Linked DNA regions of Homo sapiens: region 2 is linked to region 1. The links are chromatin loops, found by intact Hi-C in ENCODE. Cell type or tissue: ovary. All regions are shown on one strand. Each heading gives the region's core, and the rest is flanking DNA. Links, peaks and the distances in the headings are about the cores only. Region 1 has its middle 8.7 kb from the start of TIMM29. Region 2 overlaps SMARCA4 (SWI/SNF related BAF chromatin remodeling complex subunit ATPase 4).

Evidence for each region. Hi-C counts contacts between places; a loop is a spot of excess contacts. Peaks named below come from ENCODE experiments on the same cell type or tissue, not always from the same donor. Only the 100,000 strongest peaks of a DNase experiment are listed, where the experiment ranks them.
Region 2: it touches region 1 in a loop (2.7-fold over the local background); 29 of 110 quality-filtered maps call a loop at or near these places.

What each region holds. Positions count from the first base shown.
Region 1 is chr19:10,933,326-10,941,646 of GRCh38, reverse strand. No RefSeq gene overlaps it. Among named protein-coding and RNA genes, the nearest start is that of TIMM29, 8.7 kb to the right of the region's middle. RefSeq lists an enhancer at 3,813-4,312 and a silencer at 5,242-5,573. In ovary, for the core only: a CTCF peak has its summit at 4,821 (motif pointing left); a DNase peak (open chromatin) is centred at 4,735; H3K4me3 peaks cover 254 bases.
Region 2 is chr19:11,016,346-11,024,666 of GRCh38, reverse strand. It overlaps SMARCA4 (SWI/SNF related BAF chromatin remodeling complex subunit ATPase 4), which reads right to left. Exons shown (of 35, transcript NM_003072.5): 17 at 5,644-5,710; 18 at 4,966-5,076; 19 at 2,700-2,942; 20 at 1,036-1,149; 21 at 229-336. Among named protein-coding and RNA genes, the nearest start is that of SMARCA4, 59 kb to the right of the region's middle. In ovary, for the core only: no CTCF peak of the experiment used is centred there; DNase peaks (open chromatin) are centred at 286 and 4,670.

The DNA of each region.
Region 1 (8,321 bases), core at 276-8,275:
TACTAAAAATACAAAAAAAAAATACAAAAAAAAAAAATTAGCTGGGCGTGTTTGCAGGCGCCTGTAGTCTCAGCTACTGGGGAGGCTGAAGCAGGAGAATGGCCTGAACCCGGGAGGCGGAGCTTGCAGTGAGCCGAGATCCTGCCACTGCCCTCCAGCTTGGGCGCCAGAGCGAGACTCCATCTCAAAAAAAAAAAAAAAAGCTCCATAGGTACCTACCCTGTGTTCACTTTATCTTATGGAAAGTGACCATTTACTGGGCGCCAGACGAATACATAATTGACTATCCCCCTACCTGCTCCTTTTCTGTAGGAATATGTGAATTACATATGGATACATTTGGGATACATTACATATATGGATTTTATTACACATGGACACATTACTCTCCCATTTGCCCTCCAGCCCACTTTTCCCCTTTAAATACTGAAGCCCTCAAAATAATTTTTGGAGAAAGACACAGATTATGAACTGTGTCCGTGATTCTATGTTTCGTTCTTTTTCTCTTTTTCTTTTCTTTCCTTCCTTTCCTTTCCTTTCCCTCCCTCCCTGCCCCACTCCTCCCTCTCTCCCTCCCTGCCTCCCTCTGTCTCTCTCTGTCTCTCTGTCTCTTTCTGTCCCTCTGTTGCCCAGGCTGGAGTGCAGTGGTGCACAGCGATTCTCCTGCCTCAGCCTCCTTAGTAGCTGGGATTACAGGTGCCCACGACCGCGCCCGGCTAATTTTTGTATTTTTAGTAGAGATGGGGTTTCACCATGTTGGCCAGGCTGGTCTCAAACTCCTGACCTCGGGTTATCTGCTCGCCTTGGCCTCCCAAAACGCTGGGATTACAGGTGTAAACTACTGCACCTGGCCCTGTGTTTATTTCTTCCAGGCATGTCCTAAACCTTGGCAAAATGAATTTCTAATTTGATGGAGACCTGTCTCAGATACTTCAGATACTATTCATTTTCAAATAATGAATAGCTATTCATAATCATCACTGTGGGCCAGGCATGGTGGCTCACACCTATAATCCCAGCACTTTGGGAGGCCGAGGCAGGCAGATCACGAGGTCAAGAGATCGAGACCATCCTGGCCAACATGCTGAAACTCCGTCTCTACTAAAAGTACAAAAATTAGCTGGGCATGGTGGCATGCACCTCTAGTTCCAGCTACTTGGGAGGCTGAGGCAGGAGAATCGCTTGAACTTGGGAGGTGGAGTTTGCAGTAAGCCAAGACTGCGCCACTACACTCCATCCTGGCAACAGAGCGAGGCTCCATCTCAAAAAAAAAAAAAAGAAAAAGAAAAAGAAATTGTCACTGTGGCCTGCCACAACATGGGAAAGGAACACAGCATCCTTGTGGCTGCCCTGAGGGAAACCTCAAAAGGCAAGTCAAGGATGTCTTCTGTAGATGGCTGTGAATTCCCCAGAAACTCCTTCTGGTAGGACATGATTGTGAACCAATGTTCTCTGAAAAGGAATTTGGAGGGAATAGATTGTATTCCAGTCAACAGTTTGCAAACTGAAGAGACACAGTATTTGGTGTAAAATGAAGGTGCATTCCAGAGAACAAAGGGAGGGTTCAGGTTTTTTTTTTTTTTTTTTTTTTTTTTTTTTTTTTTTTTTTTTTTTGTGAGACAGTCTGGCTCTGTCACCCTGGCTGGAGTGCAGTGGCGCAATCTGAGCTCACTGCAACCTCTGCCTCCTGGGTTGAAGCAATTCTCCTGCCTTAGCCTCCCGAGGGTTCAGGTATTATAGCAAAAATTCCAGCCCAGGTTCCCACTCAAGTCTGTTTATGCAAATCAGGGAGTCAAACTTGCCTAGTTTTTACTGGTTGACACATCTGAGTTCTGACTGATTGGTCCAGGAGACCTCTGAATGTCCAAAAGTTAAAACGGAGGCGTGAGTTTTGGGGCAACTCAGAATACATGTGTGACCTCTATTCAGCAAATGGTTGCTTGGGTGTACTTAAAATTGAAGCCCAGTCTGCCACTCCAGATCCATCTTGAAGGACTGGCTCTTTCAGGTTTTTATTTGTTCACCTGGTGAATCAGTAACAGGAAATGTGAAATGCCTGTGGCTCACCAGCTATAAATAAGATTGCAAGAACAAAAGAACTGGCTTCTTTGTACAGCTATTAATGAAACGATTGACCTGGGCACCCATCAGAAGTGATAAAATTGGGCCGGGCACAGTGGCTCATGCCTGTAATCCCAGCACTTTGGGAAGGTGAGGCGGGTGGATCACTTGAGGTCAGGAGTTTGAGACCAGCCTGACCAACATGGTGAAACCCTGTCTCTAATAAAAATACAAAAATTAGCCGGGCGTGGTGGCAGGTGCCTGTAATCCCAGCTACTCAGGAGGCTGAGGCAGGAGAATCACTTGAACTCGGCATGGGGAGGTTATACTGAGCTGAGATCACGCCACTGCACTCCAGCCTGGGCGACAGAGTGAGACTCTGTCTCAGAAAAAAAAAAAAAGTGGTTTTCTGCAACACATCAAAAGTGTATGCATAGGGGGCACTCTTCTAGGTTAAAAGAGACTTAAGAGGCCGGGCATGGTGTCTCAGGCCTGTAATCCCAGCACTTTGGGACGCCAAGGCGGGTGGATCACGAGGTCAGGAGATCAAGACCATCCTGCCTAACATGGTGAAACCCCATCTCTACTAAAAATACAAAAAAAAAAAAAATTAGCCGGGTGTGGTGGTGGGAGCCTGTAGTCCCAGCTATTCGGGAGGCTGAGGCAGGAGAATGGTGTGAACCTGGGAGGTGGAGGTTGCAGTGAGCCGAGATCGCACCACTGCACTCCAGCCTGGGCTACAGAGCAAGACTCTGTCTCAAAAAGAAAAAAAAAAGGACTTAAGGTTGGGCGCAGTGGCTCATGCCTGTAATCCCAGCATTTTGGAAGGCCGAGGAGGGAGGATCACCTGAGGTCAGGAGTTCAAGACCAGCCTGGCCAATGTGGCAAAACCTCATCTCTACTGAAAATACAAAAATTAGCCGGGTATGGTGGTGGGTGCCTGTAATCTCAGCTACTCAAAAGGCTGAGGCAGGGAGAATCACTTGAAGCCAGGAGGCGGAGGATGCAATGAGGTGAGATTGTGCCACTGTACTCCAGTCTGAACGACAGAGCGAGACTCCGTCTTAAAAAAGAGAGACTGAAAAATCACAACAACGAAATACAGTATGTGAACTTTGTTTGGATCATGAATCAAACAAACCAAGTGTAAAAGGACACTTTTGAGATCCTCAGGGAAATGTAATATCAGATGATACCAAATAATAATTGTGGACTTTGATAGGTGTGATAATGGTAGTGTCATGATATAAGAAAATGAAATTATAGGCCAGACGTGGTGGCTCACACCTGTAATCCAAACACTTTGGGGGGCCAAAGGGGGCAGATAACCTGAGGTCAGGAATTCGAGACCAGCCTGACCAATATGGTGAAACCTCTGTCTCTACTAAAAATACAAAAACTAGCTGGGCGTGGTGGCGTGCACCTGTAGTCCCAGCTACTCAGGAGACTGAGACAGGAGAATTGCTTGAACCTGGGAGGTTGCAGTGAGTCGAGATCATGCCACTGCACTCCAGCCTGGGCAACAGAGCGAGAATCTGTCTCAAAAAAAAAAAAAAAAAAAGGAAGAAAGAAAATGAAATTATAGGGGTAATATGACAGGATATCTGGGATTTGCTTTAAAATACTTCGGTTGTCAACGGTAAAGTTTGGGACCAAAAAAAAAAAACAAAGAACTTCTGTTGGCTGGGTGTGGTGGTTCACGTCTATAATCCCACCACTTTGAGAAGCTGAGGCAGGATCATTGCTTGAGGCCAGGAGTTCGAGATCAGCGTGGTCAACTGCAGCCTCAACTTCTCTAACTTAGGTGATCCTCCCACCTCAGCCTCCCAAGTAGCTGGGACTACAGGCACGCACCACCACATCTGGCTAGTTTTTGTATTTTTTTGTAGAGACAGAGTCTCACTGTGTTGCCCAGACTGGTCTTGAACTTCTAGGCTCAAGCAATCTGCCCCTCTCGGCCTCACAAAGTGCTGAGATTACAGGTGTGAGCCAGGGCACCCCCAGCCCATCTTACACATATTGACCGATGTCTCATGTCTCACTAAAATGTATAAAAGCAAACTATGCCCCAACCACCTTGGGTACATGTTCTCAGGATCTCCTGAGGGCTGTGTCCCAGGCCATTGGTTACTCATATTTGGCTCAGAATAAATCTCTTCAGATATTTTCGGAGTCTGGGCCAGGCGCGGTGGCTCACGCCTGTAATCCCAGTACTTTGGGAGGCCGAAGTGGGTGGATCAGCTGAGGTTGGGAGTTTGATAGCAGCCTCACCAACATGGAGAAACCCCGTCTCTACTAAAAATACAAAAAATTAGCCGGGCATGGTGGCTCATGCCTGTAATCCCAGCTACTTGGGAGGCTGAGGCAGGAGAATCGCTTGAACCCGGGAGGCAGAGGTTGCGGTGAGCCAAGATCGTGCCATTGCACTCCAGCCTGGGCAACAAGAGCAAAACTCCGTCTCAAAACAAAACAAAACAAAAAAAAAAACAAAAAAAGATTCAGAGTCTGACTCTTTTTGTGGACATAAGTAGGTAAAGGTGCAGGTTCCAGAGATGAAGGTGGCCCCTCCGTGGGGCCTCGACTTCTGCCATCATCTATCCAATTCCAAGGCACAGTAAACTGGTGCAAGTGGAAGCTGCACGACCTCCACTTGCTGCTGCCCGCGGACAAAAGGAACCTGCGTTGAGCCATTCCATGGGGGCTAAGTAAGGCAGGATGGAATCAGCTACGTTCTGTCTCCGAACTAAGTCTCTGATGCCCTCTGCTGGTCTTTCTAATCACAACAGTGGGAAAGATACTTTTTTTTTTTTTTTTAAGACGGAGTCTTGCTCTGTCTCCCAGGCTGGAGTGCAATGGCACCATCTTGGCTCACGGCAACCTCCGTCTTCCAGGTTCAAGTGATTCTCCTGCCTCAGCCTCCTGAGTAGCTGGGATTACAGGCGCCCACCACCATGCCCGGCTAATTTTTGTATTTTTAGTAGAGACAGGGTTTCGTCATGTTGGTCAGGCTGGTCTCCAACTCCTGACTTCAGGTGATCCTCCCATCTCGGTCTCCCAAAGTGCTTGGATTACAGGCGTGAGCCACCACGCTCGGCCGAAAAGTACTTTTCAAAGGACGTGCTGGAGGGCAACTCCTGGGCTAGCCTGGAAAGCGGAAATAATTAAAGCTAACCAAGAATCCAAGAATATTTTATTTCCTTGGGAGGCTGAGGCAGGAAAATCACTTGAGCCCAGGAGTTTGAGATCAGCCTGGGCAACACAGTGAGATCTCATCTCTACAAATAACTTAAAAAATTAGCCGGTGTGGTGGTGTGTGTCTGTGGTCCCAGCAGCTTGGGAGGCTGAGGTGGGAGGATTGCTTGAATCCAAGAGGTCGAGGCTGCAATGGGTCGTTAATGCACTCCAGCCTGGGTGACACAGCGAGACCCTATCTCCAAACTGCTCCCCCCCGCCCCCGCCTTTTTTTTCAAGGGAGAACTCAGGCCGGGTGCAGTGATGCACACTTGTAATCCAGCACTTTGGGAGGCCGAGGTGGGAAGATCATTTGAATTCAGGAGTTCGAGAACAGCCTGGGTGACATAGCGAAACCCTGTCTCTACAAAAAAAATACACAAAAGTTAGCTGGGCATGGTGGTGCACACCTGTAGTCCCAGCTACTTGAGAGCCTGAGGTGGGTGGACAGCTTGAGTCCAGGGAGGTCGAGGTTGCAGTGAGCTGAGATTGCATCACTGCACTCCAGCCTGGGAGAGAGAGTGAGACCGTCCCTGAAAACAAGGTGTGGGGGAGAACTCAGAAATGTTCATATTAGATTCGGCTGTCACTTGGATCTGAGAAAGAAGCGTGCCTTGGCTCTATCCTATCAGACATTGGGCCCTCCCTACATGGTGGCCCTGCACCACTAGGCAGGGTGCATCAGCCCCTCCACAACCACTTAGGAAGGTCACAGCATGGATTCGGAGCCATAATCTTCCCTGCACAGCCGCACCACAGACTGTGAATGCCTACTCTGTACCAAGTGCTTTAGTGGGCTTTTAAATTTTTCTGACAAGCCCACACTTAGAGATAAGGAGCCCAAAGCATGGAGAAGTGACTTCACTCACAAAGCAAGGAAGTGTAAAAGCTGAGTTCCAAATCCTGGCTTTAAAGCCCACTTATGCCTCCTGTCCTCTGCCTTACACCAGAGCATGGGCTGAAGTACAGTGAGACCTCTGGGAAAAGCTGACCCTCTGCCCAAAGCCAAGACACAAAGCCTTCAGGCTGCCCAAGCTCCACAATTCCTACCAACAGCGCCGACCACTGCCCTCAGCTTCAAGCTCCCAGCAGCTTCAGATGATCTTCCTGGAACACACCCTGGCGAGAAGTCAAAAGTGGCATTTAATAACTGACTCAAGCAATGATGGTGTGGACCCTTTCCAATACTTCTGATCAATGAGAAACAAGTGTCTTTGATGACACCTTAAAACCCTTCCCTGAAGTTGGCTAATGTCTAACAGAGGGCAGATTTGGGGACAGAGATTTTTGGCAGGTAATGGTGTAGAGATAGCATTTAGTTAGTATCATCTCGACGTCTTTTGTTTCCTTTCATTTTTGGGGGTTAGAGGGGAGATAGTGTCTCACTCTGTGGCCCAGGATGGAGTGCAGCGGCATGACCAAGCTCATTGCAGCCTCAAACTCCTGGGCTCAAGGGATCCTCTCACCTCAGCCTCACAAGTAGCTGGGACCACAGGCACACACCGTCTCACTTGGCTATTTTTTTTTTAATTATTATTTATTTATTTATTGGGACGGAGTTTTGCTCTTGTTGCCCAGGCTGGAGTGCAATGGCATGATCTCGGCTCACTCCCGAGTAGCTGGGATTACAGGTGCTTGCCACCATGCCCGGTTAATTTTTTGTATTTTTAATAGACACGGGGTTTTACCATGTTGCCCATGCTGGTCTTGAACTCCTAACTTCAGGTGACCCACTCGTCTTGGCCTCCCAAAGTGCTGGGATTACAGATGTGAGCCACCACACCTGGCCTATTTTTATTTTTAGTAGAGACGAGGTGTTGCTATGTTATCCAGGCTGTGTCTTTTGGTTTTATTGCATTTCTTTTTTATATATGTATTTCTTTTTTTCTTTTTTCTTTTTTTTTTTTTTTGAGAGGGAGTTTTGCTGTTGTTGCCCAGGCTGGAGTGCAATGGCACGATCTCAGCTCATCACAACCTCCCGGGTTCAAGCGATTCTCCTGCCTCAGCCTCCTCAGTGGCTGGAATTACAGGCATGTGCCACCACGCCTGGCTAATTTCGTACTTTTAGTAGAGATGGGGTTTCTCCATGTTGGTCAGGCTGGTCTCGAACTCCCAACCTCAGATGATCTGCCCACCTCGGCCTCCCAAAGTGTTGGGATTATAGGCGTGAGCCACTGCACCCAGCCTATATATGTCTGGTTTTTTTTTTTGTTTTTTTTTTTTCTGAGACAAGTCTCACTCTGTCGCCCAAGCTGGAGTGCAGTGGCTCGATCTCCGCTCACTGCAAGCTCCGCCTCCCGGGTTCACGCCATTCTCCTGCCTCAGCCTCCCGAGTAGCTGGGACTACAGGCACCTGCCACCACGCCCGGCTAATTTTTTAAATATTTTTAGTAGAGACGGGGTTTCACTGTGTTAGCCAGGATGGTCTCGATCTTCTGACCTTGTGATCTGCCCGCCTCGGCCTCCCAAAGTGCTGGGATTACAGGCGTGAGCCACCACGCCCGGCTTTATATATGTATTTCTATATCCAATTTTTATTTATGGCAACTGATAGCAGTATTTAACTATTTCTGACAAGAATTATTAGGATCAAAGTCCACAAGTTTGAGGATTAAGTCACAGAGCTGGGAGTTACAGTTCGAATCTTGGTCCTGCCACAGCCTTGGAAAAATAAATTTTCTGAACCTCAGCTTTTCCTCTGTAAAAGTGAGATGCTGACTTAAACCAACACCTGTTCAACCCACTGATTATGAATGCAAGGGTCAAATGCCAAAATTTGAAAGTAGCAAACACACAAAAACAAGTATCACAAACAAAGATAGTTGTTTTACCACCTGGTTTTATTAACTTGCCACAGGCCCCTGAGGTAGCATCACTCCCTTAATACTTCAGTTTTATGTTATTTATTTTTTCTCTTTTTTTTTTTTTGTGTGACGGAGTCTCACTCTGTTGCCCAGACTGGAACGCAGTGGCGTGATCTCGGCTCACTGCAACCTCCACCTCCCGGGTTCAAGTGATTCTCCTGCCTC
Region 2 (8,321 bases), core at 117-8,116, 83 kb before region 1:
GCCAATTGCAGAAGGAGCCAGTGTTTCATAGGCAAAGGAGAAGCCACTGGCAGCTGAGTCAGTGTGTCCTGACACAAGCCACCAGCCATCATAACCAGGGCTGGCCAGATGCCCTGGGGATCATGACCAGATCATGACCCGATGGTCAGAGCACGCTCTGCTCTGCCTGCCACGCTGCCGGCCTTGGACACCCAGTGGGGAATGCAGTTGGGGGACTCTGGGGCCCACCTTCTTGTCCTTCTCGGAGCCATCAGTCAGCAGCACGCCCTTGGCCTGCATGTGGCGGTAGAGCACTCGCTGCAGCGCAGACATGTCGCACTTGATGACGTACTCCACCTGCAGGGGACACATAATGCTCACGAGGGCCCAAGGTGGCTTGAGGCCTGACTCCCCCCATCCGAACCCAGCTCTGACCCCCTCGGCCCTGTCATATGAGCTCTGACCAGAGCACACTGGGGTGTGGGTGAGGAGACCCTCACAGCTGGGGAGAAGAGGGGAGACCTGGGCAATGAGAGGAAGCACCAGGCAGAGATACCAGAGGGTTACTGGGCCAGAAAGGGCCCCCCAGCCATCTTCTGGGGGCCTCTCTACAGCCAGCCAGGAAACAAAGAGCCAAGAGGGACAACTGCAGCCGGGGACCCCGAGTCCATGGGTCTTGCTGTGGGAACTGGGCCCAGGGGTGTGGCTGCAGCAGGCCTTGAAAACCCAGAGCCATGATGGGGGGCCGGGGGGCAACCCCAAGCCCACGGCCCCTCCTGATGTGGCCAGGAGAGCCCGCACAGGCACCTGGCCCCCTGACAGGAAGTGGGATTTTGTGCTCTAACCTATTGTGAGCTATGTGAGCCTATGAGTGCTTTTCAATCCCTACAACAGCAGCACAGGGCTTTACAGACCCAGTGGCGTCATCGCCACCCCCAAGCTGGATTGACCAGGGCAGGCCTGGGACTGTGGGGAGAGGCCCTGAGCACGCCCAGCCCTGGAGAAAGCCCCCACGTGAGGCTGCTTCACTGGTGGCTCCCCTCAAAACTCCATCACCTTTTCGGGCAACTGGGCCTCGACTTCCTTCTTGAGTCGTCGGAGCAAGAAGGGCCGCAGCACTTTGTGGAGACGCCGGATGATGAGAATGGTTTCCTCCTCATTCAGGTCCACCTGGAAGCCCCCAAGACAGGAGAAGCAAGCGTTACCTCCAAAGGAGGGCGACAGAGGTCTCACTAGAAGGTGCGGATGTGGGGACAGGGTGGACGGGGTCCCCTGGGGTGATCTTGCCCTTGGCACGTGGCTTTTCAGCCTGCTTTATGCTTTCTGGGAGCCAGGCAGGGCACCCTCTTCCTTAGGAAACTGTGAGGATCTGGTTCCCTCCATGTAATTCCTGGGACATGGAACCGCAGTACCCAGAGCACTCTGCTCCCTGTGCCTCACCAGAAAGACCCCCGGCAGCGGGCATGCTGCTTCTCCACGAGTAACACAAACTGGAGTGTCCACAGACCCACCCCACGCCAAGCTCATGCCAGGAGCGCTGCAGGGGCCAGGCTGACCACATGGGGCTTATAGCGGGTGATTCTCAGGGAGGGCTCTGCCACCGGGAGCCCCAAGGGACTCTCATTCAGCCTGGGTGGAACCAGGTGAAAGAAACCCTGACCTCCCACGGCGCCTACTCCTCTACTAATAATTAACTTTTAAAATGTTTTAATTAAAAAAGTTAAAGGAAAATGAGACGACGCCAAAACTTTTCTTCTATTGCTTCCCTGGCAATCCTTTGGCAGAGCTTTTGCTCGGCTCAGAAAGTGACAAAACTATAGCATCAGATCCTGGCCCTTAGTGTGGGGGTCCCGGGAGTCTAAAAATTGGGGACTCCTTTATCACGAGGCTTTGGGGAATGCCTCGGTTTCGCCATCAGAAGAGTCTCTGCCTTGACCAGCAGCCGAGAGGGCAGGGAACTCACGCATGAGGCCAGGAAGGCCCCAGCTGCCCTGGACCTGTCTAAGGTGGGAAGAAGGGGGTGGGCCCAGCCGTGCTGGGCAGGGCACTTCGAGGTAACCTCTGTAGTTCTGCCCACACTTCAGCATCTGGTTACTTAAACCCCTCAGCAGGAAACACAGTCTGTCCCACAGTTTCAACCTCCAACAGCAAGGAGCTCTAGGCTCAGGGATCAGTGCTGGTGTGGGACCACTCATCAATGATGATGCTGCCATGCCACAGTCTGGCTGATGGTGCCACCCAGACATTGAGACACACTGGCCACTGAGCTTTTTGAAAACAACGTAAGACAGAACCTGACCATGTGGCCCCGCTAACTGGAATCTTCCAAGTTTCCTTCCCACTGCCCTGAGGGTGAGTTCTGAGGGCACCTAAAGGGGCCTACAGCACGCTACAGCCTCTAGCTGTGCTCTCCACACGCTTGCGGTCCCACAGCTGCCTCAGGGCCATCTTCCTCACCATCCACTCTGCACCTGGAGCATAGGGTCAGAGACGCCCCGAGCATTCCGAGATTCACCACCATGACCTCTGCCCTGCTCCCCTGGGGCCCTTGTGGCTGCCCCAGCCTTGGGTTCCAGGGCTCCCCTGCTCCATGCAGATGCAGACTCTCACCAGGCACCCAGCACAGGCCCAGCCAGCTGTAGCTGGTGCTCAACACGTTCCAACCAGCAAAGCCAGCCGCACCTGGAACCGTCAGCATGGGCACAGCTGGGCAAACCCACCTTTTCCCCGGTCATGGCAAAGGGTGCGTTAAACCACTGCTCGAAGGTGCTGCAGCTCTTGAAGATGGTGGGCAGCAGGAAGTTGAGCAGCGCCCAGAGCTCGGGAAGCTTGTTCTGCAGCGGTGTGCCCGTCAGCAGCAGGCGGCGGGGTGCCACATAGTGCGTGTTGAGCACCTGCGTCAGCTTGCAGTGGTGGTTCTTCATGCGGTGACCTTCGTCCACAATCATGTACTTCCAACGGATCTGCGGGCCCCAGAGTGGGCAATCAGGGCAGGGGGCAGCAGGTGGCCCGGCACATGGGGAGAATCTCCCACTCTGCGCCCAGCAGCCAGGAAGGCTCCAGGTGGAAGAGCGCAGCTGGGTGGAGAGCACAGGCCTGACGTCCTGCCCCGGGGCTGACTCACCGAGTTGGAGCCACACAACGTAGCCTCTTGCAAGCCTTGGGCAGAGACAGGCCCGTGACCCCATGACTATTGGCAGGTGAACAATGCAAATTGCAAAAAAGCAATCTGGCTTCCCTGCAAAATCACACATATGAATCTACAGCACAGAAAAATGCCGAGCACGTTCTGGCAGAAGACACATCTTGCTGACTGGGGGACTTGTCCTGCTGGTGTGGAGGGTCTCAGGGGAACTGGGTTGGTGACGGTACATTTCTAATGAGCAGCCTGTGGTTCAGAATGTGGGCCCCATGGGGTAGGGGCCAGCGCCACTACATACAGGGCCATGCGGGTCGGGAGGGGGCGCAGTGGCCGCACTCAAAGAGCACTCCCACTGCAGGGTGATTACATCAACTGAGCCACTGGCAGGGGAGCACGGGGTTTCAGAGCCTGGTTCCTGTGCCTGCCAACGGCCTGGCTTTGTAAGGAGTCAGCAGGGGTGAGCCACAAAGGAGGCACCTGAAGCATGGACCTGAGGTAAGAGCCTGCACGTGGGATACCCAGCTCCCTGGGCCTCAGTTTCCTCCCTTGTTGGCTCCGGGATAAAGCACCCAGTCCTCGGAAGGCTGAGGCAGGAGAATCACTTGAACCCAGGAGGCAGAGGTTGTTGCAGTGAGCTGAGATCGCTCCACTGCACTCCAGCCTGGGTGACAGCTGTGAGACTCTGTCTCAATAAAAAAAAAAAAGAAGAGAAAAAGAAAAGAAAACACCCAGTTCACAGCCCCAGTATTCCAGTACTGTCACTCCAGCCATGCACTGAGAGGCGGAGCCACCCATAAACAGCTCCTCCATCCCCCCATACCTGGGTCAAGAACTCTACTGTTAGGCCAGACACAGTTGCCCAGTGCTTTGTGAGGCCAAGGCGAGAGGATTCCTTGAGGCCAGGAGTTTGAGACCAGCCTGGGCAGTACAGCAAGACCCCATCTCCATAAAAAATAAATTTAAAAAAGTTAGCTGGGAGTGGTGGCGCACACCTGTAGTCCCAGCTACTCAGGAGGGTGAGGTGGGAGGATCGCTTGAGGCCAGGAGGTCAGGCCTGCAGTGAGCTGTGATCACATCACTGCACTCCAGCATGGGCAACAGAGCGAGACTCGGTCTCAAAAAAAAAAAAACCAAAACGCAAAAAACTCTCTACTGTTCAACACTCACTCAGCTGGATGTTTAGGGGTGAGACCAGGTACATCTTTACCCCTCCTCAAATGAGGAACATGAGTTTTTGGAGGCAGAGGGCTATGTCTGTTTTCTATCTGGGCCGTATTCTCAGTCATGGCCACGCTGGGACTCCCTTCACAGTTTCGTCCCAGAAGAGGCTTCCAGGACAGTAGGACCCTCACAGAACAGCCCGAACCAGCTGCCCAAGGCCAGCAGGCAGTCATGGTATTTGGCCCTCGAGCTCTCCCCCACATGCTGAATCTCAGCCCATGGCCTGTGGTGAGAAGCCAGGGCCCCAGGGAGGGACGGCCAAGGCAATGAGACAGGAGGACAAGACTGGTCTGGCCAAGGCCCCATGGGGACTCTGTAGGCGGGTCAGGAGACGCCTTGGTGCTGAGGCTCTCTGGGCAGAAGGCCCGAGAGGAGGCAGAGCGCATGCTGTGTAGATGGCCCCAGCTTCTGGGCCTGACTCAGGGCCTGCCTGGAGACAGTTAGGGAGGTAAACCTGAGGTCGCCCCCACCTAGGCCTTTCCCCTACACAGGGCAGCTGTCTTCACGCACATGCAGGTGGGACTCCGGGAAGAAACTTGTAGGGGCTTTGGAGGAGACGGGCAGCGTGACCCACGTGTGAGCACTCGGCCCATGGCCTGGCATTTCCCACAGGGACACGTTACCTTGGCGAGGATGTGCTTGTCTTTGATGATGTACTCGTACGTCGTCAGCAAGACGTTGAACTTCCCACTCCGGAGCTGGGGGACAAAGGCCCGTCTTGCTGCTGGGGATCCCTGCAAGGGAAGCAGGATGCACAGCTCGGCTTTTGGAGCCGGGTGGCCAGGTGGCAAGAGGGGCACAGGCACCCCCTGCAACTGCCCAGTGACACGGCGGGAGGGCTCGTCCTCACAGGGGTAGTGGGGAAAGGGGCTGGCAGGGCCGCTGGCGCGTCCCCAGACCTCACCACGCAGAACACGCGCTGCAGGGGGAAGAGGAAGCAGTGCAGGCCAGCGGCGGCCGGGGCCTGAGGGAACCACGCAGCCTGCACCGCCATCTGCACATTCCTGGTGGCTGACAGGCTCCCCTCTTCCTGGGTCCCCATCTCAGGCGCCTGAGCTGGCCTCTGAGTGCTGGCCACCATGCTCACTCCTGTCTCCTCCCCAGTGAGCTAATCTGCCCTGTCCCTGCCCAGTCCAAACTCCCGGATCCATGTGACTGGAGTTCCAGGCTGTCCTGGAGACTCCATGCGACTGGAGACCCAGCATTCTCAGGTTCACTGTCCAGAGGTATGTGTGGACGTCCTGCCCACCACCGCCTGCACCTCCGTAGCAAGAGAGGAAACCTCAGTGGCTGTGACCTACCTTGTAAGACACCTTCACCACGGAGGGGGCCCACTTGTCAAACTCGTACGCCCAGTTGGACAGCGTTCTGATGGAACAAGGAAATGAGAGTCAAGTGCCGGTCTCTCATCAATGGCTCACTGTGCAAACCCATAGCCACTGGCTGTCAGGGGCGAGGCCAACATGGCCACAGCCCTCCGAGTGGGCAGAGAAACTGTGTTTAGGGCAGCTGAGGGAGGGAGGGAGGAAGAGAGACTGGCGAGGACGTGAAGGGCTCTGCCTCAGAGGACAGAAGGGAGGCCACTGGGAAAAGAGGGCAAGGCCCTTTAGAGTGAGAAGTAGGGACACAGAGATGTGATGGGGGACAGAAACAATGCTGCCAGGGCTGGGGAAGCCTGGACCTGCTGCCGGGAAAATGCAGCTTCAGAGCACAGGCTTCACGCCCAGAGCCAGGCTAGCAACAGTGCTGTGGAGACCTGAGGATATAGGAGACACCAAACAGTCTTTCTGCCACCCTCCAGCCACGGAAGGTTCCTGACTGTGAGAGAGAACGAGGACAGTGAGGGGCGAGGCGGGGCCTGGCTCAGGTGGCAGGCGGGAGGACAGGGATGGGAGGGAGCGGCAACTCGTGGCTGTTCCCCTGTGGGATGACCAGGGCTGGAATGAGGGAGGACATGGGGGCAGGCAGAATGCAGTGGGGAGGGGTGAGTCACCTGAGACCGACAGCCTAGAGACTGAGGAGAGGGTGGAGGCGGTAATAAAGCTGAGTCCCAAAGGGGACGGGCTCTGGGAGGAACTCTGGGGCAGGGAGTTTTCAGTGGGGGAGGGAAGCCACTCAGAAAGTCTAGACGGGGTGGTCCGTAAAGACAGGGCTCGAAGCTGGAGTCCCAGGGACTACTCGTGGTTTGCCCCCAAGCAGCTCCACGAGGGAGGTGCTGTGTCCACCATGAACCCATCTCCAGCCCCGCTGGAAGCCACAGCCAACCAGGCGGCACAGCCAATAGACAGAAGGACGCATGGCTGTGGTGAAGGCTGGGGAGAGTTCCTGAAGAAGCGTGGGGAGCAGAGGCTCAGCAGCCTTGCGCTTCTGCTGCCTTTTGCCCTGCCCACTCTCCTAGAACTCTTTCCTGCCCACTCTCCTGCATGAGGCGAGGGAGGCAGTGCAGCCGTCCTGCAACCATGAGGTAAGGAGCCTGAGGGTTGGAGTCACCCAAGAATGACTGGGCAGAAACCTGGGGGAGGCTGGGTCCCTGATGGCATCTTGGAGCCACCGGACCTGGCCCGTAGGGCCTGACCCTGTGCTTCCGCTGACTCAGGAACAGTGAAACCTCCCTGGAGTGATGGGGACAGTCAGCGCACCAAGGGAGAAGCCGGAGGTGTGCGGAGCATCTGCACTGGGAGGGAGAAGAGCCAGGAGCAAGGGTCAGGAGGGGACTGAGGGGACAGGTCCCAGAGACAGAGGTCCAAACGGAGGCAGGACAAGCAGCTCATGGCAGGAGGCAGCAATTCCCAGTGAGAGGGCCGGCACAGCCGGATGCCCATACGCCGTAAACATTTCCTAGCGCGCGGGCCCTCTTCTGGCCTGCAGGAGCTGGCGTTCCACAGCATGGACGCTTGCCCAGGTGGGGCGCAGTGGGAAAGACTGCAGGAGCACCCACCTCACAACCTCACTGAAGTAGGGGAAGAAGGTGACCTCTATCACCCTGGAAATGGAATCTGACTGCAATCTGGAGGTCTGAACACACAAGGAACTGGCCCCAAGGCCTGCGCTCTAGTGGCTCAAGATGCTTCCCGGAGGTACCGGCTCACTACTCTGAAACTGTTGTCCACGGAAGCTGAGAATGGGCGCACACACAGGGTGGAAGTGTGAGAAGGAACCTGTGGTCCTCACTCAGAGCCGCAGACAGTGGTATGAACTCACGTTCAGCTTAACACAGAAACAGATGCCGAGGCAGAGAAGGCCTTTTAGACGATACGTGCACAAAGCATCAGCACGCGCACATGAATCTCCTAGCACTGACCACTGAGAGGGCCCCAGGAGCAATGACACCCCAGAAGCAACAGGCCCATCCAGGACCCAGGTCTTGGTTCCCAAAACCATTCTGTAAGAAGGGAAACCAGGGCTCCTTGGAGAAATGGCTGATTTGAGGGAGTGGGCGGGAAATAGACTACATGAGCCTGCAGCATCTCTTGGTGCCAAAAAGCAAGAAAGTCCTCAAAATTCACCCGATGCTGGGGGCGTGTCAAAGGACAGAAGAGCCAACTGAAAGCACTCCCAGTGGCCAAAGCTGGATGGATTTGAGCCACAAAACAAAAAAAACCCAGCCACTGGTGCGTAGCCTGGAGTACTAAATAAATATCCGTGGGTCCATACTCATATTAACAAATGACTGAATACATAGAGAAGACACAATTCTTCCAGGGAGAATTCTCCCAGGCCAAATCTGAAAAAAACTGAAGCAACAAAATAAATAATATTTGTTCACGCCCACACTGATATAATAATTACCCAAACAAGCACATGGGGGAGACGGGAAAGCTCTTCCTAACGGTGGAATTCCAATTAATTTGTAGAGAAGAGCGGACAGAAACAGGTAACCATGTATTTGGCAACTCTCATGTAATTATTTTTTCAGGCAAGACTTATCTGACGTTTGCTGCTATAGTTTGGGTATCTGGCACCTCCAAACCTCATGCTG